7 separate regions of the Mus musculus genome follow, and all the other regions are linked to region 1. The links are chromatin loops, found by intact Hi-C in ENCODE. Cell type or tissue: heart. All regions are shown on one strand. Each heading gives the region's core, and the rest is flanking DNA. Links, peaks and the distances in the headings are about the cores only. Region 1 holds the start of Ppp3ca (protein phosphatase 3, catalytic subunit, alpha isoform). Region 2 overlaps Ppp3ca (protein phosphatase 3, catalytic subunit, alpha isoform). Region 3 overlaps Ppp3ca (protein phosphatase 3, catalytic subunit, alpha isoform). Region 4 has its middle 60 kb from the start of Ppp3ca. Region 5 overlaps Ppp3ca (protein phosphatase 3, catalytic subunit, alpha isoform). Region 6 overlaps Ppp3ca (protein phosphatase 3, catalytic subunit, alpha isoform). Region 7 overlaps Ppp3ca (protein phosphatase 3, catalytic subunit, alpha isoform).

Region 1 (4,418 bases), core at 216-4,215:
TAGAAATCCACGTTTGACATCTAAACAGGGAATGTGACAGGACTTTTTTTTCTACCAACACATAGTATCATCTTTGTAAACTATTACTTTGTTTAGGAAACAAAGTATCTTTGCATTGGAGCTATGCCTAAACGTCACACATTAAGGAGATACTTGCTGATCATTGCACAAGACAGCGGTGCATCTGAGGCTTTATCACCTTTTTTTTTTACAGAGCTTTTCCTATTCCATCTTTATTTTGACGGCTCTATGAATCCTACTTTTAAGTAGGAATGGTTCCAACATAACCAAAAGGAGAGAAAATATTTTATTCTCTCACAAAAGAAAACATAACACACACGCACGCACGCGCGCACGCACACACAGCACAGCACAACACAACTCAAAACTTTAAAATCTGAGCAAACGTAGGAGCGAGTATCCTTTCTAAAGCTCCAAAGAACATGGATCATGTCTTAGGGAGGGCGCTGGGTTACTTTCACCTAAGTGTTCCTGGAGCAAATGACTTGATTGCTTTGCACTCTAGCTAAGTGCTCTGCTGCATAAGATACTGTTTCTGATCACACACACACACACACACACACACACACACACACACACACACACACACACACACACACACCGCCCCCATCACTCCTTCCAGTTTCAGAGGCCCGCTCTGCACAGGCTAGTGCCCATCTCAGCTTTGCTCAGAACCCTGACCCCAAGAATAAGTGTCACTACTTAATCCTTTCGAATCTGCAGTTCCTCTTCCCCGTTCCACATTGGAATACAGTGAGGATGGTGGGGATAGAAAGGGCAACCACGTTGTCCCCTTCCTCACCCCACGAATCCCCCTGGCTTCTCCTAGCCAGCAACCCAGAGCCATCCCTGCCAGTTATACACATACAAATCACCCCTAGCAATAAAGACAACCAAATAGCCCGTAACCAAGGGGGTGCTAGGAGCTTGGGGGAAGGGAGCACGGTGAGCTTCCCACCCTAAAGGTGTGCACCAGCGGGGAACCCTTTAAGAGCAATGACAGGTCGGCGGCAGTCAGCCGTGGGTGGCAAGGGAGGTCGACAGAGGATCGCCACCGCTCGCGTCGCTCCAGGCCTGCGGGGAAATCCCGGGGCGGCAGCGGGGGCTCCGGTCGTCCCCCGCCTGGAGCTGCCCCCACGCGGCCCCGGTCCCCCCGCCCCCGCGGCGCGCGGCAGCCGGAGCTGGGCTCCCCCCACGCTCTCCCGCTCTCTCGCGAGTCCTGTGCAGGCCCTTCCCGCGGAGGGGGAGGGGGCGCCCAGGGAACTGCTGCAATGGAGCGCCTGGAGCAATGTGCCGGGGCGAGCCAGTCCGCGGCAAGCCATGGCCACATTAAAATGCCCTATTAATTTTTTAAAAGCCATAAATCACCTCCCCTCCCTCTACAAAGAGCAAACCATAAACCCGATCCCATGCAAGCCCGCGAGCAGCCACCCACTTCCTATTTCTGTCACAGCAGCTACACCCTGCCAGCAGTCACCCCCCCCCCCGGGCGCCCCCTCCCGCCACCGCCACCCCCGCCACCGCCTCCCAGCCACTCAGCCATTTGCCAACTGCTGCCCCCCGTCCACGAAAACAAACAAATAAATACATAAATAAAAATAAATGCCCCGATTAGGGCCGGGTGGGCGGTGTGGGGGCAGGGCGCGGCGAAGGAAGGGATCGCCTCTTGCAGGAGATCCTAGAAGGTCCCCGGCGCTAGCCGGAGAGGGACGACCGGGGCGGGGGAGGGGAGGACAGTCGCCTGCGGCACTCGGTGCACCCCGGGCCGACGCGGCGCTGCGCTTACCTTTCACCACCCTGTCGGTCGTCGACAACTTGGGATCAATCGCCTTGGGCTCGGACATCTCCAGCCACCGGGAGGGGGGGACAGCGACGCGCTGCTCGTCCCGTCCGACTGCACACCCCGACCGCACCGGCGGGCCAGACACTCAGCGCCGCCGCCGCCGCGCTGCAAACCGCTCGGCTGGAGCTCTGGGCTCTGGGCTGGCTCGAAAGTTACTGCCGGCTCCGCGCGTCCCTCCTCCGCCGCCGCCGCCTTCACTCCTCCTCCGCCGCCGCCAGCCCCGCCGCCTCGCTCCGGGCTGCGCGTGTGTGCTGGTTATTTATTTATTTTCTGAGCACGCCTCCCGGTTCTTCTTTTATTCTTGGGGACGGGGCGGGGGATGGGGAGGAGAAGCACACGCGAGCACCCACCCCGGCACCGACACCGGGCGCCGCGCAATGGAGCCCCCACGCGCGCACACGGTCGGGATTAAGACCGATCACATGGGGAGGGCCGGGGGCGAGGGAGGAGAGGCAGGGCCGCGGATGTCAGCGCCGCCAGCCGCGCCTCGGCTTCCCGGTGCTGGAGAGGCGGCTGCCGCTGCGGCCGCCGCTGCTTCCCCACGCCGATTGTCGCCGGGCGCCGCCGGGGCCGCGGCAGCCGTAGACGTCCCGCCGCCGCGCTCGTCCGCGATCCTCCTCTGCCTCGCGGCGCCGCTGCTTCTCCACGCACAGGCAACAGCCGCTGAGCTCGGTGGACACAGTCCGGGGCACAACCTCGCCTCCGCCGCCGCGCCGGCCGCCGCCACCACCGCGCCCGCCTCCGCCTCCTCCCCTTCCTCCTCACCGCCCCCGCCTCCAGCGCCCTGGCCACCTCCTCCTCGGGGTCCGCCTTAGGGCCCGCCCCACGTTGCACCTCGCAAGCTCATTGGCTGGAGAGCGCGTCCCTCATCGCTAAGGCGGTGGTCTGGGTGACCGCCCCGCCCCCTGCTCTGTTTTCTTCAGGGTGCCAGTCAGTCCCGTGGGCCTGCTGCCTCCACCGCCCTGTGACCGCTCAAGTGTCACTGGAGTGGGCAGGGAGGAGGGAGGCTGGACTGGGAGTAGGGGCCGGGAGGAGCTGGGCTGCTGCGTGCCCCCGCGCCTGCCCACTCCCGAAGTCCTGCACACACTCCCGGGTGGGTCTCGGCCGCTCCGAGTGTGTGAGTGGCCCGCAGTAGTGAGTTCGGAGACCGAGGAAGGAGGAGCGCCGGACGCTCCCGGCCGCGGCGCAGCTGCTGTCGCTGCCGCAGCTGTCCAGGGAGGATCGCCAAGGAAGGCGACGAGTAAACAGCTTACCTTGGGGAGGCAGCTCTGCCTGAGCTAGGTGGACGGGGATTACTGATGGTGGGGTGGTTAGGACGCGTGCACAACTTCACGGGAAGAAACGAAAGTGTGTTTGGGGCGCTGCGGGACGCGGTGGCTGGCTGGCTAGCTATCCAAGGTGGATGGGAACAGACTGGAGCCTATGCGACCCTGGCTGTGCTCAGTGACCCTGGATGCCCTAGGAGATAAGAGGAGTCAGAAAGACTCGGGAGAGGTCGCCTTTTCCCTGTTCACAGGAGCTAGCAGTCACTGGTGGCGATAGGTGACACTAAATTTCTTCCTGTTCCTTCCAGTCAGTCACTCAGTGATCAAGATGCATGTAGGGCCTTGGCTTGTTGCAGTTTCTCACAAGTCCCTCATAAGAAGGAAAATAAGGGACCGTGTATGAAATGCTCTTCAAAATATCTTCTGCCTCCTGAGTTCCAGGACAGCTAGAGCTATACCGAGAAACCCTGCCTCGAAAAAACAAACAAACAAACAAACAAAATATCTTCTGGGCACAGCCCTCCCCCTGGCCTACCACAACCCCAAGGACCAGCAAGGAAATTATGAAGAGAGCTGAATAAATTTCTCACCCTTGTCCTTCCTGTTTTATTTTCAAATTCCTTCAGTATCAGGGTTTTCGTATTTCCTGAATTGGACTGTAAGCTTAATAAAGGGCCTACAAAAAGGTGTGGGAAGCTGCTGGAGGCACACTCCATTAGTCCCAGCATCTGGGAGGCAGAGGCAGGAGGAGCTCTGTAAGTTCCAGGCCAGTCTGGTCTACAGACTGAGTCCCAGGACAGCCAGGACTGTCTTGGGAGGGGGCGGGGGGGGGAGTTTAGGAAGCTAGGAGATGGAGCCAGGAGAACTGATCTGGCCACAGGGATTAGATGAAACTCAAGTCCAAAAAAATACAAATTTAATAGCAAATTGGTGGCTCTGGGGCATGACAACTAGGTAGCCTCAAGGATTTTAGGACAGAGGATGTGAGAAGGCTAGCCTGCCAGTCAAAAGGAGAGATGGAGTGGATGGTCACATCCCATCCGCAAAGGGAGGCTGCCCTCGTGGCCAGATTTCTGCTGCTAAATTTGCCACCTCTAGGGTCCTTGCTTTCAATAAGATCTATATAGCCCAGTGGAATTTTCAGGGAACATGAAATTATCTACAAGAGGACTCTGTAATCTCCTCAGTTAGGGGTTGTTGCAAACAGCCTCCTGGGCTAGAGCAGAGCTAGTTGCCAAGGCAGATTTGGGAAGCTGGTCCCTGGCCAGATGGCTGGAAGAGAGGGAAGG
Region 2 (4,418 bases), core at 281-4,280, 54 kb before region 1:
CTGAGGCAAAAAGTTTCACGGAAACTTAGTCTCCTGGAACCTTGGCACCCCTGTAGCACGAATGCTCCAAATTTATCCCTGCAATAGTGTAGAGGGTCTTGCATGCTTTCTTGCAGTATTTTATTAGATAGGAGCTAGAAATCTCTGGGCAAGCTTAGCAAAGTAAACTTACAATCCTCATTACAGTCAGGTATGACAGACTACATTACATATTAGAAGAAAGTTGGTGAGTTCTTCTGACAAATGGAGATTCCCTATAGACACTTAAAAGAGCAGCCAAGTTACTTCCATATGCAAGAATTTACAATGGCCTAGGAAGAAGGAGGGTTGTGGTTTAAGGAGGAACTACAGTATTGCATTATTCATGAAAAGGTCTGCTAGAGCAGAAGCCTCTGGTGCAAGCTTTCACAAGGCTCAGAGGAATAGCGTAAATTGTGACTAAGGTGTGAAATCCTCTTCTGGCTCCTGTCAATAGCTGACTTTAGACAGAGCTACTCTTATCTCAATTGTAAACATCGCCTGGTTCCTGTCAGTCTTTATGTATGCATTTTTTGTTTTGTGTCAGAAAACTTCAATGTACCTTGGCTGATATGTCACCTCACTTCTTTGTTTTCTTCTATAATATAAATCTGATGCTCGCTTTGAGAAATTCAGACACAGCACTCTCTCTGGTGTACGTGTCTGTCATCCTGCCAACTCCTTGTCCCCCTGACTACCGAAATCCTGGTTCCCCATGAGTTGAAGGACCGACTGAGTCCAGTCATTGGCAATAAATCAGTCAGCAAGCAAGAAAAATAAAACTTGGAAATGAATGGTGCCTACCCATCATTGTAATGGGTGTTAGCAATGTTGCAGGTGGATGCACATAGGCAGCGCCACTTCAGCCCTGTCACTGTTGCTTCTCCAAAGCATCCGTGCTTTGAGGATGAATTAGACAGACATCCTTGCCACAAGCACCCTATCCTTCTACCCATCATTGCCATTGACAAAGCCCTACCATCCCCTTAAACAGCACCCGTGAAAAACTTACTCTGTCCAAACTTTTGGAGTTTTGATGGATCATCTAACATGGATCCTATAGCACACAATTTTCATATATACTGTACTCTATACTGGGAAGTATCCACAAATAGTCAACTTATGAAAACTAAGGTTTCCCAATGAAGCCTATTTTCCAATCTAAAATATGTTCTAAAAATATAACCATATAAACTATGTAATCAACAGATCTTACTTCACACTAGTCTCTGTCAGAACTACAGACTTGAGAGAAGAGCATTCCTGGAAGAGAAACAGAAACCAACCATTTCTCTCTCAGACAGGTTTCACATTTTAACATCAAAACACTAACCCAGTAGAACCCAAGATTAATAGATAAGACCCAGAATTCAAGTAAGGAAGATTAAAAGTCAAGAGACACAACAACTTTTAACAACAAGGAAAACCCATAATTAAATTCCATTCTGCAAACAGACAAAGGGGGAACAAAGTGGGGGTGGGGGGAACAAACCAGGAAGAAGTTCTAAGAGGGAAATGAGCTTCAGATAGCTTAGCTAGGGATCTGGGATGTGCGGTTTTGAAAGCAGAAGTGGCCACTGTGGAAATGAGGCAGCAGGAAAGAGAAAGAAAGGCAGGAAGCTGATGTACCTAACTAAGGGCACCTTCATTTCCAATCAGCACTCCTATGAGTGAAGAGATGCAAGGACTGCTAAATGGTTAATGTTGTCAATTGCACGTTATTTGGGGTCAGCAGGAGCCTGGCCAGGCAAAAGATAACTTGCAGAGTCATTTACCAGCTTCCACCGAGCAGGCTGATTGAAACCAGCTGAGCGGGTGACATCACCGCAAGCGGTTTACTATAAAAAGGGCTAGCTCCGTGAGGTCAGGAAGCAGAAAGAAGCCTGGTGAACAGAAGCCAAGCTGAAGAGGGAAAAGCCAAGGGAAGCTCAGAGGACGAGGAGCTCCTCCAAGCAGAGGCTGTGAGGAGCAATTCCCTCAGAGGCAGCTGTGGAAATAAAAGGTGCAGGGGAAAATTTTTTCATTTAAAGAGCTAGGACAGTCTTCCCTACCAGTACCATCACCAAAGAGAAAGGGAAGCTGAGGGGAGAAACTTAATTGGGCTCTTTCCAGCTCTCAGTGTCTGCAAGTGAACTGGAGTGTAAAACCATCACAGAACTAATACTCACGAAGTCTTTCTCTTGGTGTTTATTAAAGAAGCTCCACAAAAGACAAAGCCCCACCATAGTGGAACTGTAATAGTGCCAAGGATAGACAGAAGCCGCTGTCTTCTTGGAGCAGGTTTTGAGTGTATGGTGGCCAAAGGTAACTGAATCACCCAGATTTGTCACAAACTTTTAGCATTAGTGATTTATTCAAAACTAAAGGTTTAGAGGACCCCAATTTCAAAACGGTGGGTTTTTTTTTTCAAGTTTTTTGTTCACTCCACATGAACTAGAATTCGAAATAGAAAAAAAAATAAGTTGAGCATAATCTGAGGACATGAAAAGAGCATTTTCAAATCTAGAAAAATCAACGGTTTCGGGGGGGGCAATATTTGCTTTAAGTAAGACACCAGGTAAGTATTGAGTGTACTGCTGGTTCACATGCCCTTCTTCCGTGGAAGACGACAGCAGGGAAAGTGTAGACATTAGACCTGGTCAAAGACAAGAACAACAGGAGATCTAGCTCTCTGCAAGCTGATCTGGCAAAGAGAGGCTAGCTGCTACTAACATTTCAATCAACATAGCAAGTCCAAAAAGCCCATCACTGAAGACCATGAGTCAGGCTCAGAGCCTCATAGCTCTACCCTAGCTCCTCTGTATCCCACCCAAGACTGACAGCTTAGTTATATCTATGATTCCGTAAACTAAAAACTATGTTTAAACTGACTGAAAACAAGTGACAGTTTCTTTCTTGGGTGAAGGAAATTTCAAGTGTTCACAGTTGCAGAAGATGGCTGGCCACCACACAGGACAGTCCAGATATGGACATGAGCCAACCCTGTCAGGATAAATATGTGGTGCCTATTTTTTCTTCTATGTTTTTGTCCTTAATGGTCTTAAATCAGGAGACATGAAGATAACTTTCTGGATATCTTGTATGGTATTCCTGGGTACACCGACAGATTTAAGTAGTCGTACTTTAAAACTTCAAAATACATTGACATCACTTCTGGACTCTTCCTTGGGTCCCAACATCATGGATTTTAAAAGACTGAAAAGACCCTATCAAATATCTTAGCTCAACCTCCTACTCTTTTTTAGAACATGAAGATATTAAGAACTAGAAGCTTGTAAGCAGCTTGTTTCTCAGTATCAATTTAATTTGACCTAATCAGTTATTTACTGCAAAATAAATAAGATACCAACTAAAATATAATAAACACACTAACTGCAAATCCCAGTTGCAGAAGAAACAATGCATTCCTACACAGACTCCTTCCTACCCCATTCCCCCCTTTCTTTTCCCATTGATTTTCTAAGGTACATTTGCTATGGTTACCATTGTTTCCAATGTCATAACTCCCATATCTAAAAGGCACAGAAACACTCTGCACTTGTCAAGTAGGGAGCTGGCAAATACATTTTTATTGTCTTCCCTCCCCACTAGAACTTTTATGCTCACACCTTTTTACATGATTAGTCATGAACACAGATTGGGATCTGGAGAGCCGGGATTGGTTGGTTGGGTTTTCAAGTTAAGTAGGGTATAAAGGTACGGGATATTGTTGCTGCTGCTGCTGTTCTTGTTCTTGCTCTTCTTGTTGTTGCCCCCACCAGTGGCTTTTAAACAAACATTAACCAATCATCACTTAAAATATGTGGAGTTGAAGGTCATCCTAATCACCAATAGACTCTAACATACTAAGACTTGATATTTCAGCAGCTTCATAAAGCAACAAGTTATTCTTAATCACAGAAACCAAGATACTAAAGAAAAGGAGCCACGTACACAAACCTCCAACAGTACAAGCAGACGAGCACCCTGACACTGCCTACCCTCACTCCATGTCTCAAACACATTGTGCGATCATCCACCAGGCCCCTTCTGTCTAAACACAGAATTCAAGAGCCATACAATGCTCACCTGACATAAAGGATTCTCTTGAAGACAGTCTCATATTTTACTTCCTTACATAAAGTCAAATGTGTCAAGGCTGAGGAGGTAATGATTGACCCAAAGCCCCTTCCACTAAAGGTCAACCATTCAGCTGCCCCTGGCCCTTACAGATTTGTTTCCAATACGACTAGTTGATGGACAGAGTACAACAATTCTAAGCTCACATTCTACCGCTTCTTGTGCAGTTATTCTTCATACTTCTAAACAAGCAAGGTTTTCCCTCATTGGACCACGCCACTCAAACTAGTTTCCTAAAGCTGCAGAAACAAAGTTTCACTAATACTGTTTCACTGTAGCAA
Region 3 (4,418 bases), core at 69-4,068, 92 kb before region 1:
ACTAAAGATAGCCAACACCTTGTAATTCCAAAAAAGTAGTATCGTACTAAAATGATGACTTTAATTCAGTAGTCTGAACATGCATGTGTGCAACATATCCAGGGAGAAAATGTCTGTGGCTTGGAAAGGCCAGCTCTGGGGTCCTAGGTCCAGGCAGCAAGCAGCTCCCTACCCTGGAGTCTAATTTCACCTACTTCCTTAGTGAAAGAAATTATTCTTGGGACTTAGTGGTTGCATTATGAGAACTGGAGCAAACTCAAACACAGAGAAAGGAGGATTGTGAGACAACCCCTGCTCTCAAAGCTGCATTCCCACGAACTCTATTTTGATATAATCATTGGTCTAAAAAGTAAATCTTGACTAAAAGAAAAGAAAGGGAAAGAAAACAAACAGTCAGGGAGGCTGGTAACAGGCAAGGAAGGGGAGGGGTGAATTTAGAATGGGTTAATAAAATCTGAGTCCTTAGGAAGTGGTTGCAAGCTTGTTGGTCTCCACAGTTCCCAAGGCCAAATTTCAGCTAATCATTCCCTTGTGTGCTGTTTCCAGCCTTGTCCACAGGGCATCTGGGAAAGAAGTGGAAAGAGGCAAACGGAGACACACGGAGGCACAGGGAGTACAGCGGGGCCCAGGGAGGCACCATGGCTCCCAGAGTGGAAACTGGCTTAAGAGGAGCCTGTAAGAGAGGGGAAGGACAACAGAAATGGTGATGGATGGGAGGAAATTCCCAGGAATGGGAACGGAAATGGAGGGAAAGGATGTTCAAGTTATGTGGGGATATTTGAGGTTATTGACCTCTGAGAATACAGACAGGTATGGAGGCTTGTGCAGACTGACAGAGAATCAAACGTGTTCTACAAGTTATACAAAATAAAACTTTAGAAATATTTAATCGTAAATAAAATACACTCTCTGACTCGTGTGTGAGTGTGTGTATGTTGTGTGAGTGTGTGTGTATGTGTGTGTGTGAGTGTGTGTGTATGTGTGTGAGTGTGTGTATGTGTGTGAGTGTGTGTGTATGTGTGTGTCTGTGTGTGCATGTGTGTGTGTGAGTGTGTGTGTCTCTGTGTGTGTGTGTGTGTGCATGCATGCCTGTTCCTGCCCTCCTCTATGTAAGTGTATACATTATTTCTATCCCCTCTTGTAGGTCTCACTGGAGGTACTTTTAAGACTCACATCACCTTAGCTTAGCATAGTTTTCATTGTTTTTACAGGCATTATCAAGGGAAAGATACTGTTAGCTCACTGATAACTTGTTAGCAACTGGAAGATGGGCCCAAATTGTGGAATAAGTAAAAACATATTCATTGTTTTCAATGAAGCCTGCCTCCCTTCTGGCCTTTTTCCTAACTGCAGCCCCACACATTCCCATCAAAAAGCCTCAAGAATCAGCTGCATGAAATGGCACTGCCAACCTAAAAGGCCAGTGTCTCTTTGGTGAAATCTCTATTAGATGTTAATATCTTGCAAGTTGTTTACATACTACACCTTATAAGCTCTTTAATTTCCACTTCCTGACACTCCCAGCTGGTTTCTCCTTCTTACAACATACCCCATGGTCCTCCCAGACTCTTATACATTCTCACAAGTCTCTCTCCTTCCCATCTTCCTCAACTCAGAATTTTTTTTTAACTCTATAGTCAGGGCTTCAATGAACCATCTTCAAAGCCCACTGTCATCCAAAAGATATGTGGTAAATAGAAAAAAATTTTAAGAATCCATTTGCAGACATCAGAATCTACTTTTTCCTCAAACCCTCAGCACAAGAACGGGCCAGAAGTCCTTCTCCAGCTATGACTGTCTTCATAGCAAGTGCCCCTGTCCTGTCACTGAGACACTGATCTTACTTACTTCAGAAGCCCAGAGCGCATCAAACCACCCAGTGTGAGTCTGGAGTGCCAGTCCTGGGAGGGAGAAATAGTGAATATCAAAGATAGAATTTATGTTCATCAGGCATTAGGGTCTAAAACTTATCAGGCCACTTATCTTAAAACTGGAAATCAGAACTGAGATACTTAGCAATGTAGCAGTAGTTTATAGAAACGAGAAACAGAAATGAAGGCACACGTTTTCTTAGCAAAAGTTGTCCGATTTGTTCTGGTGGTTTGACCATTAAAGACTAGTTTTAGACTGTGAGGCAGGAGAGAGAGAGAGAACAGAAAGAGCAATAGACATCCCAACCCATAGACTCTACATTAGTTAAATCTCCAGAGAGCTTAATAAACTGAGAAACCCTCTCAACCTTAAGTACTTTCTCCAGTCCTGGACCCACCAGGGCATCATTTCCTACTACTTACTTGTAAGTACTTCTTCCCCATTTGGGCCCCCCACGACACACACACACACACACACACACACACACACATTGTTTACTTCCTAGTCACTCAATAGTCTGTGCTGAAGAAAGTCACTTTACTGTATTTCCCATTCAACCTGACATCAAAAGCTCCCAGGACCCAGACTCTTACCAAATGGACCTCACACTTAAGGTGCTGATAGATATTTGAAATTTAATAATTCTAAAAAAAGGCATGGGCACCAGTTCTTTGGACGTCTGACACCTGACTTGATCACAGCAGCATGGGTTTCGGCTCAGAGGGGTGGGGGTGATTCCTAAAAAGCAAGCAGAGCTATCAGACTGTGACTCCAAAGCTGCTGACTCACCACAGGCAAGCACGCTGAGGTGCTTTCCCCAGTAGTAAGGAAGAACTGGGCTGACTAAGCCATTTGGTTACTCCTGGGAGTGACAGTTTATGCATCTTCCATACTCTGCCAGGATGCCAAACGTAACTATCCCATACAGAGCAATAGATATGTTATTCTTTAAAGAAAACAAACAAACACCAACACCAACACCAACAACTAGCTCTTTGGCCCTGACAGTGCTAAGAGTGAATGTATGAATAGGTGTACACATGATAGGCGTAACCACCTTATCTCTACAGTTGGGGACCTTCAGATCAGTTCATCTCCTCTTTCATTCCCGAGTCAGATCTTGCTCTCAGTATCTCAGGGTCAGCTGCATAGCTGAGGAGGTGAGCCTATCACAATTTCCTTTCCAAACGACCTTGATAAAGAAGGGTTATCTAAGGGACAGGGAGACAGCTATTGTCAGGAAAGTATCATGAGTTCAATGTCTAGAACTGGTCTAAATAAGCCAGCCATAAACAAAAAGGTTAAAATCCAGTGCTGGGGAGGCAGAGACAGACAATCTCTGGGGCCCAGGCACTCCGTCCTTAACCTACCCATCCGTCATAGACTGTAAGTGGCTGACAGTATTACCTCTGTGGTGCTTTCATTTATAAAAAAGAGGGGTGGGGGTTGGACAGATGGCTCAGTGGTTAAGAGCACTAACTGTTCTTCCAGAGGTCCTGAGTTCAATTCCCAGCAACCACGTGATGGCTCACAACCAACTGTAATGGGATCTGATGCCCTCTTCTGGTGTTTCTTTAGACAGCTACAGTGTGCTCACATACATAAAATAAATTGAATTTTTAAAAAGTTCTATTTATTGAGAAAATAATGGAAGGTTAAAAAGTGAGGTATCCGAGCACAACCCAAACTTCTACACACAACTTGTAGTTATACTGGCAGTCAAAATGTGTTTGTACAAGGGAAAATTTCAAATGAATTAATTCATTTGTATGATTTATAAAGAAATGTATAAATTATGTCTATGACATGTGATAACAGTTGAATATACATATTCAAGAAAAAGTGGTTTGTTGCTTAAAGATCAAATGCTAAGAGAAAATATTAGAGAAAATAAAGGCAAGTTTAAAAAACAAACAAACAAACAAACAAAATGACACTTAAACTTATTTTGTCCTAAATAAGGTGCTGAACTCCTTTAAAGCAAGTTAGGATCAAAAACCACAGAGCTTAAGAAGCCGAGATGCAAAAATCATGTTGTTTTCAAAAATCAATATTTATCTCAGGCCACAGCTAGAACCGTAATTGCCATGGTGGGAAGCCCTTGCATTTTAATGGCTTCTCACCAAAGGCTAGAACTCTGCTCTCTGATCTCTATCACGGAGCACTCGGCCAGCCTTCTCAGACTTAATTCTCACCTTGATCTAAGACGTTCTGAATGTCTTGCAGTTATTGCTTTACCGGCACTTGCATGACTCATAATTATTTTTAGGATCGAAAATCTAACATAACCATCCTCCTGCTTGCCGGTCGGTCCTCCAAGCCTAAGGATGGTTCGCAGGCCTCTCACTGACAATTAAATTAGCTTCCTTTGTCTACAAACACTAGCTTTCAGATCAAGTTTACTAAAGGTCAGGAAACGGGAGTTACCGGGCAACCCCATAATGAGAACTTCAAATAAAAAGTCTCTCCTGTCAATACTGCAGGAGCCACATAGGAGACTCAGTCTTCTCTCACATCCCTCCGCATGGGCACTTCAGCAAGGCGCT
Region 4 (4,418 bases), core at 360-4,359, 61 kb after region 1:
CACTACTCTCTTTTAATGGTCTCACTTTACAACAACACGTAATAGCTTATCATTTAAGAAAACTATCATGTGGTACTTGGGTTGAACCAGCCATAGGATGGCAGGATGTGGCTGCCAGAGAGTGCTGTGTATCTTCGGCAGGAACCACATCCTCCTCCCACCAGTTCTTTTTATAGCTAATGGCAGTGCCTAGGCTTCTGGCACTAAAAAAAAATTCACATTTTTAAAATTGATCTCATATCCTCACTTTTTTTTTTCCGTGAGCAATTCGCAGGATAAGCTTAATACAGAACATAGGGTATCCTGTTTATGAGAACAGTAGGTGTTAGGGATTCAAATAACTACGTTTACTTAGCTAAACTGGATAAATATGAGCAAGCTGTAAGAATAACAATCAAACAACAGTTGCTTGTTTTGTTAGAAATGATCCATCCTTTGTTATCTCAACGGAACCCTCAAAATTCTTGTCTGTTAGACTATAACTTACAAAGATCAGTCATGCCAAGGTCTAACCTGTTCTAACAGAACAATGAATTTAGCCTTGCTCACAGTAGTCTTTTGTTTTGTTTTGTTTTGTTTGTTTGTTTTTTGTTTTTTGTTTTTTTGTTTTTTTTCTTCAGGCAGGGTTTCTCTGTATAGCCCTGGCTGTCCTGAAACTCACTCTGTAGACCAGGCTGGCCTCAAACTCAGAAATCCACCTGCCTCTGCCTCCCAAGTGCTGGGATTAAAGGAATGCGCCACCACCGCCCGGCTGTAGTCTTAAAAGCTCTCGGGTCTTGTATGTTATACAAAAATAAATACTGAAACAGGTGTCCCTTGTGGACATCACTGGATCAAGATAAGTTTTGGCTTCTTGCTCATGTTTACATACACAGAAGATTAAACGGGAGCCTTAGCTCCTTTAAATTGACAGCTACCCTCTCTTTGGGAAATTGGTACCTATGAAAGAGCAACTTCCATGTTGTGACTTTTCTGAAGTATATTCTAATGTCTGAGCATGTGCAGAAACAGCTACAGTTTTGATGAATTGTGATGCTATAGAACAGCGATACACATTTAAAAGTCCAATATTCTCATGGAAAAGGCAAACAGATATAATTTTATACAGTGATGTTGAAATGAAATCCATTTATTAGACTTACTCAGTAGCAACAAAATCTTACTTCCCAAGGTCTGCAGTTGAAACTGTGGATCACCGTTGGGCAGCCCATGAATTGTGAGCGCTTAGAAGCTGCCATCTGTGTGTAACAGCCACACCCTGGGGTTTATTACCAAGGTCGTTTTTATGACTTTCTACAAATGTGCTTTGTGTCTCTGAGATGTAGTTATAAATGTTCGACTCTGTCTGGAAATCCACAGAAGGTCTCCAAAGGAAACCTCAGGGAAAGTGTGGAAACTGCCCCAGGTAAGAGAGGCGGAGAGAGTGATATACAGAAACTAGAACAAAGTTAAATAAGCAGAGGCAGGACTGGAAGCCTGGTCAGAAATGAGAAACAAATCACCTGTGTTTTGTCAACAGTGGCTTGGCAGCCAGAATAGGAAGGACAGAGGAAGTTAAACCCATGCTGGTGTCCAGAAGTCAGCTACAGAAAGTGAACCTCTTGGGCCAGATGGTTTTATGGCCTTTGTAAACAATAGATTTGCATAATGCTTCCTCAATAATTCTGTCAGGAGCAGCAGTGAGCTTGAAAACAATGCCCAACTGTGTGCTTTCTGAATGGTCAGCTTTCTAAATGCCCAAATGCGCATAAAGGGGAAATTGGGATGCTGGGTAGAGGATGGAGTTGGTAAATAAAAGGCTTACTCAGGCCAGTACGAGCAACTACTAGATGTCCCAAATGCTGATGCTCGGAAGTACTAGGCTGCTCCTGATGATCATATTATAAGCTGATCATCAAAGTCGGGGGTGGTGGGGGAGGGCTTCTCCGATTTCAGGCTTTGGAAGGTTTCCTTGTTTGCACTGATTTGTAGCTTCCTGTGACTTTTAATTCTGAGGCTTGGCTGGCTGCCATCTGCTTCCTTCTTAAGAAGAATCAACAAACCAAGTTGTTTTGAATTCTTTCCTACTACACACGTGCATCCCTAATGACCTCAGGATGTGGGACCTTCACAGGCTGGAATATAACCCTCTCTTTCAACAAGTTGGAAATCCTCATCGAACTCCTCCATCTCTCTATTTAACCTGACAACAGTTGGGTGATTGCTCTGTTGGCAACTGTAGATTTCTCCTGCACATAACCTGAAAAGGAAATGGCCCATGGAATATGGTATCAGTGATACACTCACCAAAACAAGGCACAGTCTGCTCCATAACAAGGTGATGGTCAGATACTGTTCTGAAGGAAAGATTGACAGATTCATTGGCCTTGCTTAGACAGGTAACAAAGCCCATACAACAGAACTTTAAGAACTACGAAGACTGGCAAGAGAGAGCTATGGAGTCTGCTGACATGATGAGCCTACTGTGTAACCAAGTCCTTATAGCACATTGTCTTATGCTCCAGAAAATGGGAAAAGGCCACAAACCATCTGGAGCGATCCTCTATCGCCTGGATTTCAAAGGAGAGCAAAAAGAATAAATTAAAAAAAAAAAAAAAAGAAAAGCACATTTAAGGAAACACTCCTGATTTTTCAAAGTGGGTACCCTGGATTAAAGTGTAAGAAAATTATAGGGTACACACGAAATATCATCAGCTCTGTTTATTTCACAGGGTAGCAGGTTGGGGGTCTGTGCTAGTCAGCTTTTATTGTCAAACTGATCTAATCTAGAATGATCTGGGGAGAGGAAACTTCAATGAAGAATTGCTCAGATCTAATTGCCCTGTGGCTCTGCGGCCAGATCCAGGAAAGACAAACTTGATTGTTGTAGGAGGACCCTGGGCATCCCTGAGGACTTTACATGAGCCAAGGACTGATCCATAAGCAACATTCCTCCCTGATTTCTGCTTCAGTTCCTGCCCTCCTGTCTTCTCTCAATGATGACCTGTGACCTGGAAGTATAAGCTGAAGTCATCTCTATCCTCCCTTACATTGCTTTTTATCTGACTGTTTTATCACAATGATAACGCAGACAAGAACAGGGACCCTACGTTAGTTTCCACAGTGATGCTGTTCAATACAAAACACAGCAGGCATCACATGTAATATAAAATTTTCCTGTATCAATGTTAAAGGTGAAATAAACCATGTGATTAATATTATAATACAAATTATTGAGTTCAATAAATATATTTTGATATATTTTATATTATTTGTATTAAATCTGAAATGTAGCACCTATGTGAAAATGTATAACACATCCCAGCTTGTATTAGACACAATAATCCAGCTGGCTACCAGGTATATAAATGTGTATATGTATATGTACGTATATATATTTGATATATATTATCTATCTATCTATCTATCTATCTATCTATCTATCTATCTATCTATCTATCTATCTTGGTATTACCAGGGACAACTCAGTTCCTTACCTGCTCCAGTGCATACATGAACTATCATCACTTTGTAGTCTGATGGATATCTTCATTGTTGGGAAATCTGCCTATCCCCTCTTCTTGTCTTGAAACATGTTGCTATTTTGGCAACATATTCTTGCAGCTGTCAAGACAGAGGCAGAAGGCAGGCAGAAGGGCTTCTCTGTTCATGGGAATGTGTGCTTTCTCTAGGAAATAATACAAGGATTTGGAATAATGCTTGAGCTTGATGAAGCACAGTCTTGGGTCTTCCATAACATCATGAAAAATGACAGTATCACCTGTTCTTGTATACAAGAGCATACTTGCATACATGCTAGCAGGAGGGACCTACAATCTCATAGATTAACTTTTGCTGTTTCTGCATTATTCTGATTTATGGTCTTTTGAGTCAGGAAGAACAAGGTTTTTCAACAAAGGAAATAATAACAAAATTCAAGTGGGAAACCAAATCTTAATTATAAATAAAACATACCAATTTAAAATAAAATCAAAACAAAAACCAATACTAACAAAAAAAAAAACCATAGAAAAAGCAGCAGCTTTCTAGTCCTGAGCTGTTCAAAGCCTGAATGGGATCCTGAGATATATATATATATATATGGAAATATTGTGCTATTATGTTTCTTAGCTTGCTTTTTGAAAATGCCGTCATGTTATTTTAATTTAAATTTTTCCATTATCAACACAGATGACTTTATGTCTGTATTTGTCGTAATTTAGATTTTTCCTTTTGTGACTTTCTGCATTTTCTCTCTAAGTCTTTGACATTTTTTTTAAAATCCATTTTGGATACAACTAACCAGATGATTGTTATTGTCCATGTGTTTTTATACTTTCTTTGTCTCTGTATTTTTAGTGCGTTTTGGGAAATGTTCTTCATTTTAATTTAGCCTGCACTGCCAAATTTCCTTTCTACATTTCTTGCTCTTTGTACAT
Region 5 (4,418 bases), core at 237-4,236, 140 kb before region 1:
TGGATGACACCTGATGGAATATATGTAGCAATGGGGCCTGTTAGTATATTATACCAAAAACTAAGAAATGGGTTTTCTTCTAGCTGTGCATTTTTCTGAAGCTATAATAATTCCAATTAAAAAGCATTTGAGTTTCTTATAGATGCGTGAAGACTGTAAAGCAGTACTTATTTCTAAAAGAAAGCCATTCTGGTGAAACAGACTTATATTTTTATAGAGAAAATATGAAATAATGAAAATTATGTTGAGAATGTGAGATTCTGTATATCAAAAAACTCTCAAAAGTAACATGAGATAGCTGAGAGTTTCTAGAGTCTGGGGCACAGTGGAAACCCTGCTGAGAGACAGACTTGAGTCACGCAGTAAGGGAAGTTGAGGCTATCTCTTATGTTGGTAGAGCGGAGGCTTAAATGCTATCAGGAGGAAGCCCAGACTAGCCTAAGGAGCTTCTCTTCAAGATCAAGTTGCCACTTCAAAGCCATGTCCTGTATGCTTAAAAAGACACTCAGCTCATCAAAGCTGCACCAGGATTTGCCAGCCCAACACTAATCTCCTGAGAATGGCAGGCAGGAAGTGGCAGAGGGGGACATCTCTCAGGATTCCTGATTCACAAACCTGTCCTCTGGATATGTGAACTTGTCAAATGATGGTTTGCTCAGACGGTATTATTTTCATTTTCCTTCTTTGTAAAGCTCGGGGGAGAATACTTTTCTTTCCTTTTTCTTTTTTATACAATGACAAGACGATCCTACTAACCAAAATGAATGCCAAGAAACTCATAAATAGATTAGACAGGTAAAATTCAGATACACACAGAGCAAACTCAATAAATAAGAACTATGTCTTCTAGCACACTTTATTTATGGGTACAGTGCCTCCCACTTGAACTTACAGCCTTCTGAAGCCTGGGGTAGGGGGATTTTGAGTTTGAGGTCAGACTGGGGTACACAGTGAGTTCTGGACCAACAGGCAGATTCAGAGGCTGAGTGACTTGGTAGGCAGGATCAAGACTCTGTTTAAGTTCAAAGCCACTAGTCTATCCCTTATAACAGAACACAGACTGGAGAATACAAAAATTTATCATTAATAATAATAAAAAAACTAAAACATGGTAGTAAGTACTCACTTGGTTCGGAGTAACTTTCTGCACAGAGGTGCATGGTTTATATGGTGAAGGCTCAAGAGCATTAGCCAACTGAGTAATACAACACAAAATCAAAACTGGATTTAAAAAAAAGCACTTTTCATATTTAAAGCCACTATTTAAAATGATGGGGATTACCAATCCTTAACTTATTTTTTTTTCCATTAATGAGTATCACCCAGTATCTTTGTATGTCAGGCTGTGTTTAATTTCCCGTGGACATATCTGGCTTCCCCAGGCCTTTGATCAACTGCAATGTTTACTTTGCTACAACCCTTCCTTTCTTTCTCTCCATCTTTCCAAACTGGACCTTTGCCTATGAGTCAGCATCCACATCTATGCAAACAAAGGCCAGCCTTCCCACTGTAGTTTTATCATTGGCACTTTCTAGGAATGAGTATTTGCCATAGTATTGATCTAGTCATAACCACATCCAACAGAAAAACTTCTAGTCAGGACCCATGGTTCTCCCTCAGATGATTTAAAGTATCCCCATTGTCCTTAATAGCCCGATTCCTCAAACATGATAACACATGGGATACTCTCTCATATATATTTAACTCAATCTCTGAACTGGCACTCTCTGGTTCCCCTTAGCCACTGGATGGTTTCTTTTTGACCCCTGATTAGTTTCTAATGGTTGTTATTTTGTGAAACCTGAGAGATCTGGTCACCTCTAATATTATAAACAGAATCACTGTATCAGACCCCTACACCTCCTGACCTCTAAATATCTTGGCTTTCCTCAACTATTTCTGAAATAGCACTGTTAGCCTCCTGTGTATGGCATTACACATTTCCCTATAGGGGAAATGCCTTTCCAGTGAGAGTCTTTAGGAAAAACAAATCCAAACAAATTCAAGTTTCAGAACAAGCTTAAGTTCTGTCAATGACCTCCCTACACGGTTGAGAAAAGTTCACTATCCTGTCTCTATCTCACCCTCCCCCACATCTACTGTTTGGCTGGAAGAGTTCCGTCAACATCAGTCACTCCTTGCTGAGGTCATTCACCTGGTTTCTGGGTGGAGCAGAGAACCCCAAACAGGACCTTGATGTAGAAAGAAGCAATCGCATAGAAGGCAGAATGGCTGCTGCCTCTGTCATCAGTGCTCTGCCTGATGTGTCTGCCGTATCCTACAAGATCAGTCGGAAAGCCTCAGCACTGGCATCCGGCTGCCCAGTGATGGGTTACAAAGATCCAGTCAACACCACTGAACATGTGTGCTAGGCATCTTGCCTATTTCAAGGTAATGATTAAAAAATGAAAATTAAGAAAAGTTTTGACCATTTTCATGTCAATCCACAGTTTTTATGTGTTCTGTGTTTTCCTGCAGATGTATAAAAATATGCATAACTAGCAATTTTTCTTCCTAAACAACCTTGATATCTGTCTGGCCCTGTACTAAATTATGGATGTCTCCCCTTATCCACTGAGGGAAAAAAAAATAACTGATGTCTATGTTCTAATTCAAAATTACAGAAAATGTACATGTATAGAACATTTATATGATGAGACAGTGCAGATAATCACAACCCACACTAGGGTCTCACCACACCGTATTTATCTGGAAATGACTAGAAAAAAAAAATCCCCCAATTTATGTGTTGCTATTGGTCACAGTGAGAACACATGTTAAAATAACATGAAAAAATATATCTACGTTTTCCAAGTTGGACCCTACTATATTTTGGGTATCCATCAATAGTTGAATAGAAAAAAATTAAATATCAGAGGAAATCAAATCATCTGTCAAAAAGTTTTGAGGATAGTGTTTTGTTTTGTTTTGTTTTTTGGTTTTTCGAGACAGGGTTTCTCTGTATAGCCCTGGCTGTCCTGGAACTCACTTTGTAGACCAGGCTGGATCAAACTCAGAAATCCACCTGCCTCCGCCTCCCAAGTGCTGGGATCAAAGGCGTGCACCACCACACCTGGCTGAGGATAGGTTTTTTTTTTGTTGTTGTTGTTGTTGTTTTAAATCCTCCAAAAGTAATATAGAAAGGTTAAAGAAAATAATATACTCCAAATACAGAAAAGTTTCATAATTAATTTTGAATCAAAAGAAAAAACAAAAAGAAATCATATTTCCTTTGTATGGGTTTGTGTGTGTGTCCTTATGTTTGGGTACATGCATGCAAGTCTCTGCAAAAGGCCAAAAGATTGTGTCAGTTCCCTTGAAGCAGGAGTTACTGGCAGCAGCTGTGAAAAATTCAAAGCGGTTGCTAGGAACCCAACTCAGGTCCTCTGGACTAATACAGAGCCCTCTTGACTGCTGAACCATCTCTCCGACCACCAGGAAACAAAAGAAAATCTTTTAAAAATTACTTTAGAGAGACTAAAATGGAGGATCCTGCATTATGCAAACAATATTTCCAGTTTTCAGTTCTCCTCAAATACCTCAAATCTGAGATCTCAGAGGCTCTGAGGAAAATTCACAAAACACAGATCACCATTCTTTTTTAGCCAGACTGCTTTCAAAACAAACAAACAAAAATAAACCCAACTGCATTTGACATATAAAATGGAAAGACATTAACAATTGCTTCGTAACATAAAAGACAGACATATATGGCAATGAAAAACTTGGAGAAAACAAACTCTATCTTACAATTTTATGAACATTTGTGAGTTATGAATGGGCTCGGAGAGACATACAAGAAGATGTCAAATCTTTATACAAGAAATTATGAGAAGACCTATACAGGGTAAGAGGATAATATGAACAACACAATAATGATGTTAAGAATTACAATCATTAGGCTGTCAAAATAAAAAGAATAATAGCAGGAAGTAAGTGTCTCATGTGGAAAAAAAACGTAGGATGTATGTTAAAGTGTCACACATGATGAGATTATTTACTTATCACAATTTGTCACAGAGAGAAACTACAGGGCTTTTCAACACCTCTGAGACAATGAAAGTGGAAGATAAGAGAAAACAGCCTCAACCCTCGCTTACACAAAAATAATGAGAGAATATATCCAAGACCTCTAAGTTTTCAAACCTATAGATGACACAAGACAGGAAATCAAGTTAAAATCACAAAGTGTTTCGCAGATGCAGGCATGGGGATCATGGAGAAGATATTCTTTGTCAAGTTTTAGTTACAGTGATTTTCCCCAGGAGCTTCCAGCCAAGTTAGAGACAAAATATCACATGGTAACTATTAAATAATGTGGGCACACACAGAAAAACGCTATGGGAACTCAGGAAGAACAAGGCCGCACTATGGGAGGGTTCCAGAAAGCAAGTTTCTCAGGACATAAGATGTAAGCT
Region 6 (4,418 bases), core at 93-4,092, 130 kb before region 1:
GGGAAGTACAATCACATCCTTGTAGCATGAGCAGGAGATAATGCAGAACCCCATCTGATAATACGGAAACTAGGGCTGACTCAGATGTGCACAGGGTAGGCTTGTGGTATGACTTAGTAACAATGGCCCAACACAGAGTCAATCTCAAAAGAACAAATGCCTTCTGCTACCAAACTCTAACCTCCATCAGCATTGAAATTGCTAACCAAAAATAAACTGTGGATAAGGTCAATTTCTTTGGACGGAGAATCCTTCAGTACTCTGCAATCAGCAAAGGTCTATTCTGACACTCAGGGAACCTCTTCCCTGTGGTATTGTCCCATGCAAAAATAGACCTGAATAACAATAGCATAAATATATGAAGACTCAGAAGATGAAAAACCCAAGTGGATATAAAAATCTTTTCATGTCCCTTTCCTTTCAAATATTCTCCATTGAAATGTTTTCTCAGGCCAAGTTTAAAATATTAAAAAATAAAAATAAACACTTTTAGCTCCACTGAAAGTAAGTGCCTATACTCTCAGCAAACTCCATAGACAGTAGATTAAATTCTCTGGGTAATAGGTGCTGCCTTATAGTAAGATTTCATTTTTATGATGCAAGAGGAGCATACTTACAATAAAATATTTAACTTTCTAAGAAAAGTGACAAAAAAAAGAGCATTAAAGAAGTAACCCTAGGCACAATGCCATAGGAAGGAGGCTCAAGTATTCTCTCATACTTTAATATGGACCAGAACAACTCAGAGGACTTAATCAAACAGAGACTACTAGACCTGAGCACAGGAACCCAGACTCAGTAGTTGGAAGGGGAACCTGAGAGTCTACATTTTCACAAGTTCCCAGGTGCTGATGAGAGTACATAGCCTGAAGACCATCCTTGGCACACCATTCAGTCTCTTTTCCCTCAGACATGGCCTCCTCCAGCTCTGGTGAAGGCTGAGGACACCACAAGGAATCTTGCCTTGTGGTAGGCTTTCTGCTGATAGAACACTGTCAATCAACTGAGTATCTGTACCAACACTGTTACACATCATTTTTGAGATCACAGCAATTCAATTGTGTAGGCAAAAAGTGAAAATCAAAATATTTCTAATGGACAAATGATATCCTTAATGCAGATTCAATGGTAAAAGCAGATGGTGTGTAAGTTGTCTGAGGGCTCACTGGTGGGGAAGACTTATATAGTGGTTGGTGTAGAGTGGGCTCCATGCTTGGGCCTTACCTGTGACTGGTGCGTCGATATCCAGCAAGTTTTTTTCCTGTCGGAGAATCGAAGCACCCTCTGTTATTATTCTCAATGCAACACTTTCTTCCAGCCTGCCCTCCTTCATGAGATGTGCTTTTAAGATATCCACACGAGGTTTCCCATCATTATCAAACACTTCCTTTGCTGTCAGCCGGTGACTTGGTGGAAATGGAACGGCTGCAAGAAAAAGTCAAAAGGTTACATTAACCAAAGCTCATCAACAACAGGCCAATGACCGCTGACACCAAAACTGTCACTAACCAGATAACGCTGTTTTTAATACAAGCTCAAATTAACACACATTCAGAGTCTACCAAGAGTTAAACACTGACTTCTTCCATTGATTTGAGAAATAATTAGTGACCATGGAAAAGAGGGGCTTATGGGTCTTCTCAGTCAGGACTACTGCTTGCATAAGAAGGATCCTGAATGAGTTTATATGACCACGTGCTTCCCATTAGGCAATCCCTGATGCCATAAATAAAAACAGATCCTAAATTCCCACTGATAACCCACCCCAGCAAAGATAGTTCTGCTCTGTTTGGACCAATAGAAGGGATGAGGCATCTTGACAAGTAGATCTGTTCAAAATAAAATTCCATCTCTGAGTCAACTCTCTACCGTTAACCACTTACGATTAATGAAACGAACAGACGGTTTAAAGCAAAGGCCAAAAATGCACTGATACTTGAATAGGAAGGTCAAATTTGCATTTAAAATTGCATCAAATAGCTCAGCCATAAAGCAGCTGCAACACAAGGTTGAAGTCCCTCTTCCCTGTTTTTAAAAGCTAGGCACAGTGGGTGACCTGTGCCTAAAATCCCAACATGGGGAGATAGAGACCAGAAGTGCCCTAAGGATCAGTGATGACTCTTCAGCCCCGCTAGGCTGACCTGTGAGTCTCAGGTCCCTGTCTCAAAATGCAAGGCTGAGAGCCTCCTGAAGAATAACACCAGAGGTTGACTTCTGGACTCTGATAAGAGCGAGTGTGCGTATGAGTGAGTGAGTGTGTGTGTGTGTGTGTGTGTGTGTGTGTGTGTGTGTGTGTGTGTGTGTATGTGTGTGTGTGTGCTGAAGGCACGCTGTGAAGAGTGAAGAAGGAACTGGTGAGGTAGCCCAATGGTTAAACCCCTGCACAGGAAGCATGAGCACCTACACCAGGCTTCCCAAGCACCACATACAAAGGCAGGCGTGCTTACTCAATCTGTAACTCTGCGGTTTGGTGGCAGAGGGAAAGGTCCTTGGAGCCCAAAGACCAGACAATCTAGCCCAAAAGCTTTGGATCCCGTGAGTGAAGACATCTGTCAAAAACCATAAGGTAGAGGGGATAGAGGGCACTGGCTACTGACTCTCACACTCACGTATACACACACATTTATGCACACATGTACACTGCACACACAGATACAAATATAAACACATACATACGAACATAAAAACATTTTAAAATAGGAGGAGACAATATAAGGAGAAAAAAACATAACCAGGAAAATGTCATGAAGACAAAATGGTTGCTTAGGTGAAAAAAATAAAAACAAAAATTAAAAAAATAAACCACAATCCTTGATTCCTTGTTCCATTTACCCCATGCAACTGTACATGAGAATTCCCTTTAGCTACTTTCACACCAACATCTGTTGAATGCATGGCATCATGCTCATTGTGACAAATAACTCTTTCACCAAGCTCCTATAGAAGCCAGAAAACTCAAAGATCCATTGTGAGAGATGGTGACAGGAATTCTGATAAATAAGCTATGATAGGAGCTGTTTTCAAACTCATTACTTATCGATGTCACACAAGAAATCATCCCCTGGACAACTCAGATTCATAGATGCCATCTGCAGAACTCGACTGTGCCATACCCACAATCCTACGTTCCAAAGAGTATTTTCATTAAGACTCTTCTCTCAGCAGAAAAGAATTAATCAAAACAAAAACAAAAAACAAAATCTGTTCTCCCACTGTACAATATACTTCCTCAAAGAAGTAAGACTTAGATAATGTCATGAAATGTATAGAATCTCTAATTTATAGAAATTGCAAATACATTTTTTTTAAAACCAGGAAATGAACTTTTACACATGGTTGCAACTTTGGCTTTCTAACAATCCAACCACAGACATGTGTCAGTGCAGAGGAGAGGAAGGGGCAGCGACAGACTCCATGGGTGACCAGTAGAATTTGGGGACCTGTACAAGGAACCTGACTATAAACCTTAACTGTGAACTTTCAGCTCTATGACCTTGGGAAAGTAAAGTAGCCTCCTCTGGCTTCAGCCATGTGCATGTACAGTGAGATTATGTCCATCTGTGGAGTTTTATAATAACTAAAGTAAACAGCCAGAGCAGCAACAAATAGCTACGACACTGTTATTTTATGCCAGGCTTTGCGTAGGTAATAAAGCCACACAGGATGGGAAAACTGTAAGCCTAGTAAGACATAGGTACATGTGCTTACATATAAACTCCTTGAGTCCCTAAAACATAAATGTGTGGGCAACCTGAGGTTCAAGATTATTAAATAAGCACACTGCCCAATATAACCACCTACTTATTTATGTGTAAACTCACTGACTATAAATCTAGGCAATCTGATGCCAGTATACTACTATTAACAATTAAACTACACTGCTTCCAAAGAGTCCTCAAGACAATGCATATTCATTAAAAAGGAAAAACCAATCAGTAAGTCACGTTTTAGAACTGAAATTCTGATCCTGGGAGATGTTTCTAATAGATAAACAATTTCCCTATGACAAAATAGTCATTTTTTTTAAGGAATCTACTGAGCTACAAAACAGGAAGCAGAATGTCAGTGCACAGCCATTGCTCACAGAAGACAGAAAAGGAGGATATTAGGTCATGGAGCTTGGAACTTCTTAGCCCTCGCCAATACTTCTTGCCTAGATGTTTGTTAGGCAAGTATGGAGGGTGATAGTTCTGTCAGAGCCAGGAAGAAGGCTGAGTTTGACTACAAGCACTCACAAAAAGCTGACACTCCTGCACAAGAGGATCCATCAGGTTCTCTGGTGAACTAGCCAGCCTTACAGTGAACCTCAATCTGTGAGTCCCAGAAAGAGAACTTCTATCTGAAATAACAGGTGGCCAGTTCCGGAGGCACTGCACGAAAAGCTGAACTCTGACCACCACAAACACTTGACTATGTAT
Region 7 (4,418 bases), core at 198-4,197, 170 kb before region 1:
ACCTCACCATCACTTAAAATCCCATGTATTTTTATAATACATTTTATAATATCAGCCTTAATATCTCCATTGCAATTTGTGAAATTTACAGCTCTCTAATACAGATGTTCCACATAAATATCTCTAGTTAAGCTGTCTATTAACTTATTCAAGGTGTTGATGATGAAGGGTAATTTTTCCTTCTAGATACAGGAATACAGATATGTGAGTAAACACTACCACACTTTATTTCTGAAAGTTACAAATACAAGACTCTTTAGGGACAGTAATCTCTTGCTAACTCAGTTAGCAGACTTTGTGATGAACGAGTACACACAGTAACCAGGGAGCAGACGAATGGGCAGGAAGGAGTCTGCTGCCTGGGCAAGCGTGGCCTGTCTAATGGCCACTGTCCCATCATGCGCAGAAAACAGCAGGGAAGAAGCCAGTAGGGAAAGTTCTCTCCAAGATGCCACTATCTTAAACACTGAATATTTCTTTAAAAGGGAAGAAGCTGGCAAAGGTCTCAGGATATCCTAGCACCAGATTCCAAACCAGGAGAACTATATGTTATGAAAACAATGTGTTCATATATTTCAGTTGGCTCTACGGCACACTCTAAAATCCCCAGCACTTGGGTGGTTGGGGCGGAAGGATTTGGGTTAAGGCCACTCTGGGATATAGAGTCACACCTTGTTTTTAATAAAAGAAAGGAAGTAAGGAAGAAAGCAGTGAGGAGAAGGAGGGCAGGCCAGTGAACGTTTACATGGTTTCTTGGAGTGTTTGCTGGTGGGATGCATTAACATCAAAGACAGAGTTATGAGATTTTGTCTCTTGGAGAGGTTTCCTATTCTGTTTAAAAACTAACAGTTTTCAGAAATTGATATATTTTAGAACTGTTTCTTTGGGGAAACACTACAATTATAAAATAATTATAAAACAAATAAAATAAAACATTAAATTCTAAAAGAGTTACTTAAAACTAAACCAGATACCAAGCCTGTACTTCAGCATGTAGCTCAGGTCAGTCTGGAACTCACTAAGATCTTCCTGCCTCAGCTTCCCAAGTGCTGTGATTATAGGAACAAGATTCCATGTGATTCCATGTGATTATGTGCCTGGCTAGACATGGCTTTTACTGCTACTAACTCTTGACACTGCTACATGATCCCGACCATGGTCATGGACTATTTGGGATTTTAATAAAATGTTTGTGATGACCAATGGTCATCTATTTCAAATTGTATTATGATGAAATTCAAAACATTCACATTTCCATAGAGAAAAACTCATTTTCATATCAAAAAAATACAGATTATTCCCAACTCTTCGATAAGCCAGAGTATCCTGATTTCTCCGCTTGCTTTCAAATATTCCAGTGCACTGAAAATCAAGTCCAGAAAGAACTCCTTTCAGGAGACAGAGAAGAGTGGTACCCAGAGAACAATCACCAGGAATATAGAACCTGAAAATGCCTGTCAAATATGTGCCCCAGTGAATCCATAAACAGATACACAATGCATCTTTGGCTCTGGAGAAACGGGTAAGTGCTCAATAACACATGTTAAGTCTGCTGCTGCTGCTGCTGCTGCTGGAGTTTGGTTCCAGCAGGGATGAAGGATTTACCTTCTGTAAATCTTAAGCTCCAGTGGATGTGAAAACTTTCTATGGCTGCCTTGGACAGTGCCCCCCCCCCCCCCCCGCATACACACACCAAAATAAACTATTTTAATAACTGGGTATCATCCTAATTTTTTTATTACATATGTGAAAAATACATATCCTGCACTGACCCAGCATACAGTAACGGATGGGCAGGTTCCTGGGTCTAGAGAGGAAATTCACAACTGTGACTTCTTAAAAGATTTTTTTTTTCTTTTTACTGGTGTGTAGGGGTGCTTGCCTACGTGAGTATCTGTGTATGACATGCCTGCAGTGCCCACAGTTACCAGAAGAGGGCAGTGGATTCCCCAGAACTGGACTTATAGACAGCTATGGGCCACGCAGAGAGTGTTGGGAATGGAACCCAGATACTTTGGAAAAGCAGCCAGTGTTCTTAGGTCTTCAGCCACCTGCATTTAAATCCACCCCTAATCAAGCATTCCTTGGCCTGTATTATCTGTGTTCCTTTCTGGCCTTTTTTCAGCATTACTTTTATTTTTATGCTTGCCTGGCCTGTCTCTCTGTCTCTGTCTCTGTCTCTGTCTCTGTCTCTCTCTGTCTCTCTGTCTCTCTCTGCCTCTCTCTGTCTCTCTCTCTGTCTGTCTCTGTCTCTGTCTGTCTCTCTCTCTCTCTCTCTCTCTCTCTCTCTCTCTCTCTCTCTCTCTCTCTCTCTCTCTCCCCTGCCCACCCATGTATAACTGTTCCTGCCTCACGGGTGGGAAGACAGTAACTGGGAAGCTTGAAGAACACTCTCTCTGAGTAATTAAGCTAGAATTAATTGGATACTGGAAGAATCATTTTCTTTTCTTATGGACTGTCTTTAGAAACTGCGGGTTCTGACTCAGTCCAACTGTTCACCTTCTGGTTAAGAAGGCACTAAATGAAAACATTCGTTTCTCACTAGCATTGCAGAATACCACAAGGTGATTGCTGACTTTAAAGGAAGAAAGCAGGCCATTGTTAATCCACAGTTAATTAGGCAACAACTACAAAGTAAGATGAAGTGCAACATCACCACACAAGGGTTAACGTGAGGAGGAACAGGTTTCTTCATCCGGAAGTTCACCCAGGTCCTTGCTCAACTTTTTCTTTTTTATCAGTGAATCCACCAATCAGCAAATACTTAAGATAACCGCCTGTGAGGCAGGAGCAGTGTTACACAATGGAGACAGAGATATGGCCAGGCAAGTATAAAAATAAAAATAATGTTTAAAAAAAAAAAAAAGTCCGGAAAGGAACACAGATAATACAGGCCAAGGAAAAGCTTGATTAGGGGTGGATTTAAACGCACTAATCTCAAGACAAGGAAAATCACGGAGGCAGCAGATTGCATTATTTCTGTGAATAAGCAGGGACACCCCCGCAGGAATGACATTCACGTTGAGACTCAAAGGCTGAAGGAGATGCATCAGTGTTAAAGAAGAGCTTAAAGTCACAAAGCGGTTGCCAGAGAGGAAGAATAGCAGGTCCTCTGGAAGAGGCCACGGAGGGGCTTGGAGGGGACAGCTTGCCCTCCCTGTCTTACTAAGCCACACTTGGTTAAATCCCAATCCAAAGGGTAGAGAGACGCTACTGGAGAGTCTGATGCAGGCCACTGGCCAGACGTGTATATGCAGGTCCCCCGTGCATGAGTCTGCACCGGGCAGATAGTCTTCGAAGAAAGAGTCTGGACTTTTCTCAACACAGAACCTAAACAAAGCATGCGATTGTCCCAGATAAAGGAGCATCCTTGGTAGGGGCTCAGCTACCAGTAGAAACTCAACTAATGTGGGCTTTTATGTTTTTCACAACAGTCATTTCAACAGCACATGTGTGGCTCAAGACTTCTAAAGACATATGACCAGCAAAGCAGACTTGTTTCTTGGGCACGCAGAATATAAAGTTGCAGGCAATCCCTGGCATGTGTTTGTTTAGCTGTGAAAAAAAGTCGCTGAACAAAGAACCAGGTCAACAGAGAGGATGTCAAGACAGCAGCAGATAGAGATCAAGGCAGAACTTAATTAGGGCTTCCAATTAGAAAACTCAACGACAGCTCCTATTAACACTCGCCCGCCCGCCCCGGCATCTGCGCCCCTGGAAGCACTGGGGCTTATCTTGCTGGGATTAAGGAGTTTTCGATGACCTGGTGGGCTTCAGTTAACAGAGACTGGCCTCAAGACAAACAACTCTCAGGACTACAGTCTTGGGAAGTAGTGTGTTCTGAGGTTCACTTCCTGCTGGTATTTACCACGGCCAGCTTACCAACACGGGCCATTTCCAATGCAAGAACAGACATGCCTATATGCACAGCCTTGTCTGCTGCTCTTCAATACAATCGCTGGCTAACACTCATGGCCACATATTAAAAAAAAAAAAAAAAAAAAAGAAAAGAAAAGAAAAGAAAAGAAAAATAAACGTGTTACAACAAACTTGGTTTTAAAACTTATGACATGTATGTATGTTATTTCTATCATGAATGACGTGTGCCCGCCTCCCCATTTTAAAGGAAAGAGTCTCTCTTCTCTCCTTGGCAAATTATTTCTTAGCTTGACTATTTCATGAAATCTGAATGGTCCTATAAAAATATCAGTCTATAGAAAAAGCATCTGCTGGACTTCGGATGTGGTTCAGTAAGTAACGTGCTAACAGCCAGCACAGCGTCTCCAGCACCCACGGAAGTGCTGGGTAACATGGTACTTGTCTCTGTCCCAGAGCTGGGGAGACATAGGGAGGAGAATGCCTGCCAGCTAAGCAGAATCAATGTGGCCCAGACTCAGTGAGAGACCCTGAGTAGTGAA

The links. Hi-C counts contacts between places; a loop is a spot of excess contacts. Peaks named below come from ENCODE experiments on the same cell type or tissue, not always from the same donor. Only the 100,000 strongest peaks of a DNase experiment are listed, where the experiment ranks them.
Region 2: it touches region 1 in a loop (3-fold over the local background); 8 of 42 quality-filtered maps call a loop at or near these places.
Region 3: it touches region 1 in a loop (2.4-fold over the local background); 4 of 42 quality-filtered maps call a loop at or near these places.
Region 4: a loop joins it to region 1, with 3 times the contacts of the local background. A loop is called at or near these places in 6 of 42 quality-filtered maps.
Region 5: a loop joins it to region 1, with 2.3 times the contacts of the local background. A loop is called at or near these places in 3 of 42 quality-filtered maps.
Region 6: a loop joins it to region 1, with 2.2 times the contacts of the local background. A loop is called at or near these places in 3 of 42 quality-filtered maps.
Region 7: a loop joins it to region 1, with 4 times the contacts of the local background. A loop is called at or near these places in 11 of 42 quality-filtered maps.

What each region holds. Positions count from the first base shown.
Region 1 is chr3:136,668,291-136,672,708 of GRCm38, reverse strand. Ppp3ca (protein phosphatase 3, catalytic subunit, alpha isoform) reads right to left here and starts at 2,643. Exons shown (of 14, transcript NM_008913.5): 1 at 1,808-2,643. The coding sequence starts at 1,865. In heart, for the core only: CTCF peaks have their summits at 1,865 and 2,514; DNase peaks (open chromatin) are centred at 1,328, 1,498, 1,808 and 2,708; H3K4me3 peaks cover 3,678 bases; H3K27ac peaks cover 3,200 bases.
Region 2 is chr3:136,722,831-136,727,248 of GRCm38, reverse strand. The region is part of intron 1 of Ppp3ca (protein phosphatase 3, catalytic subunit, alpha isoform); the gene reads right to left. Among named protein-coding and RNA genes, the nearest start is that of Ppp3ca, 55 kb to the right of the region's middle. In heart, for the core only: no CTCF peak of the experiment used is centred there; a DNase peak (open chromatin) is centred at 1,848; H3K4me3 peaks cover 748 bases; H3K27ac peaks cover 694 bases.
Region 3 is chr3:136,760,062-136,764,479 of GRCm38, reverse strand. The region is part of intron 1 of Ppp3ca (protein phosphatase 3, catalytic subunit, alpha isoform); the gene reads right to left. Among named protein-coding and RNA genes, the nearest start is that of Ppp3ca, 92 kb to the right of the region's middle. In heart, for the core only: no CTCF peak of the experiment used is centred there; no DNase peak of the experiment used is centred there.
Region 4 is chr3:136,607,588-136,612,005 of GRCm38, reverse strand. No RefSeq gene overlaps it. Among named protein-coding and RNA genes, the nearest start is that of Ppp3ca, 60 kb to the left of the region's middle. In heart, for the core only: no CTCF peak of the experiment used is centred there; DNase peaks (open chromatin) are centred at 1,545 and 1,995.
Region 5 is chr3:136,810,061-136,814,478 of GRCm38, reverse strand. All of the region lies in intron 2 of Ppp3ca (protein phosphatase 3, catalytic subunit, alpha isoform), which reads right to left. Among named protein-coding and RNA genes, the nearest start is that of Ppp3ca, 140 kb to the right of the region's middle. In heart, for the core only: no CTCF peak of the experiment used is centred there; no DNase peak of the experiment used is centred there.
Region 6 is chr3:136,794,733-136,799,150 of GRCm38, reverse strand. Ppp3ca (protein phosphatase 3, catalytic subunit, alpha isoform) reads right to left here. Exons shown (of 14, transcript NM_008913.5): 2 at 1,225-1,425. Among named protein-coding and RNA genes, the nearest start is that of Ppp3ca, 130 kb to the right of the region's middle. In heart, for the core only: no CTCF peak of the experiment used is centred there; no DNase peak of the experiment used is centred there.
Region 7 is chr3:136,835,303-136,839,720 of GRCm38, reverse strand. The region is part of intron 2 of Ppp3ca (protein phosphatase 3, catalytic subunit, alpha isoform); the gene reads right to left. Among named protein-coding and RNA genes, the nearest start is that of 1700006H20Rik, 120 kb to the left of the region's middle. In heart, for the core only: a CTCF peak has its summit at 1,926 (motif pointing right); no DNase peak of the experiment used is centred there; H3K4me3 peaks cover 720 bases; H3K27ac peaks cover 793 bases.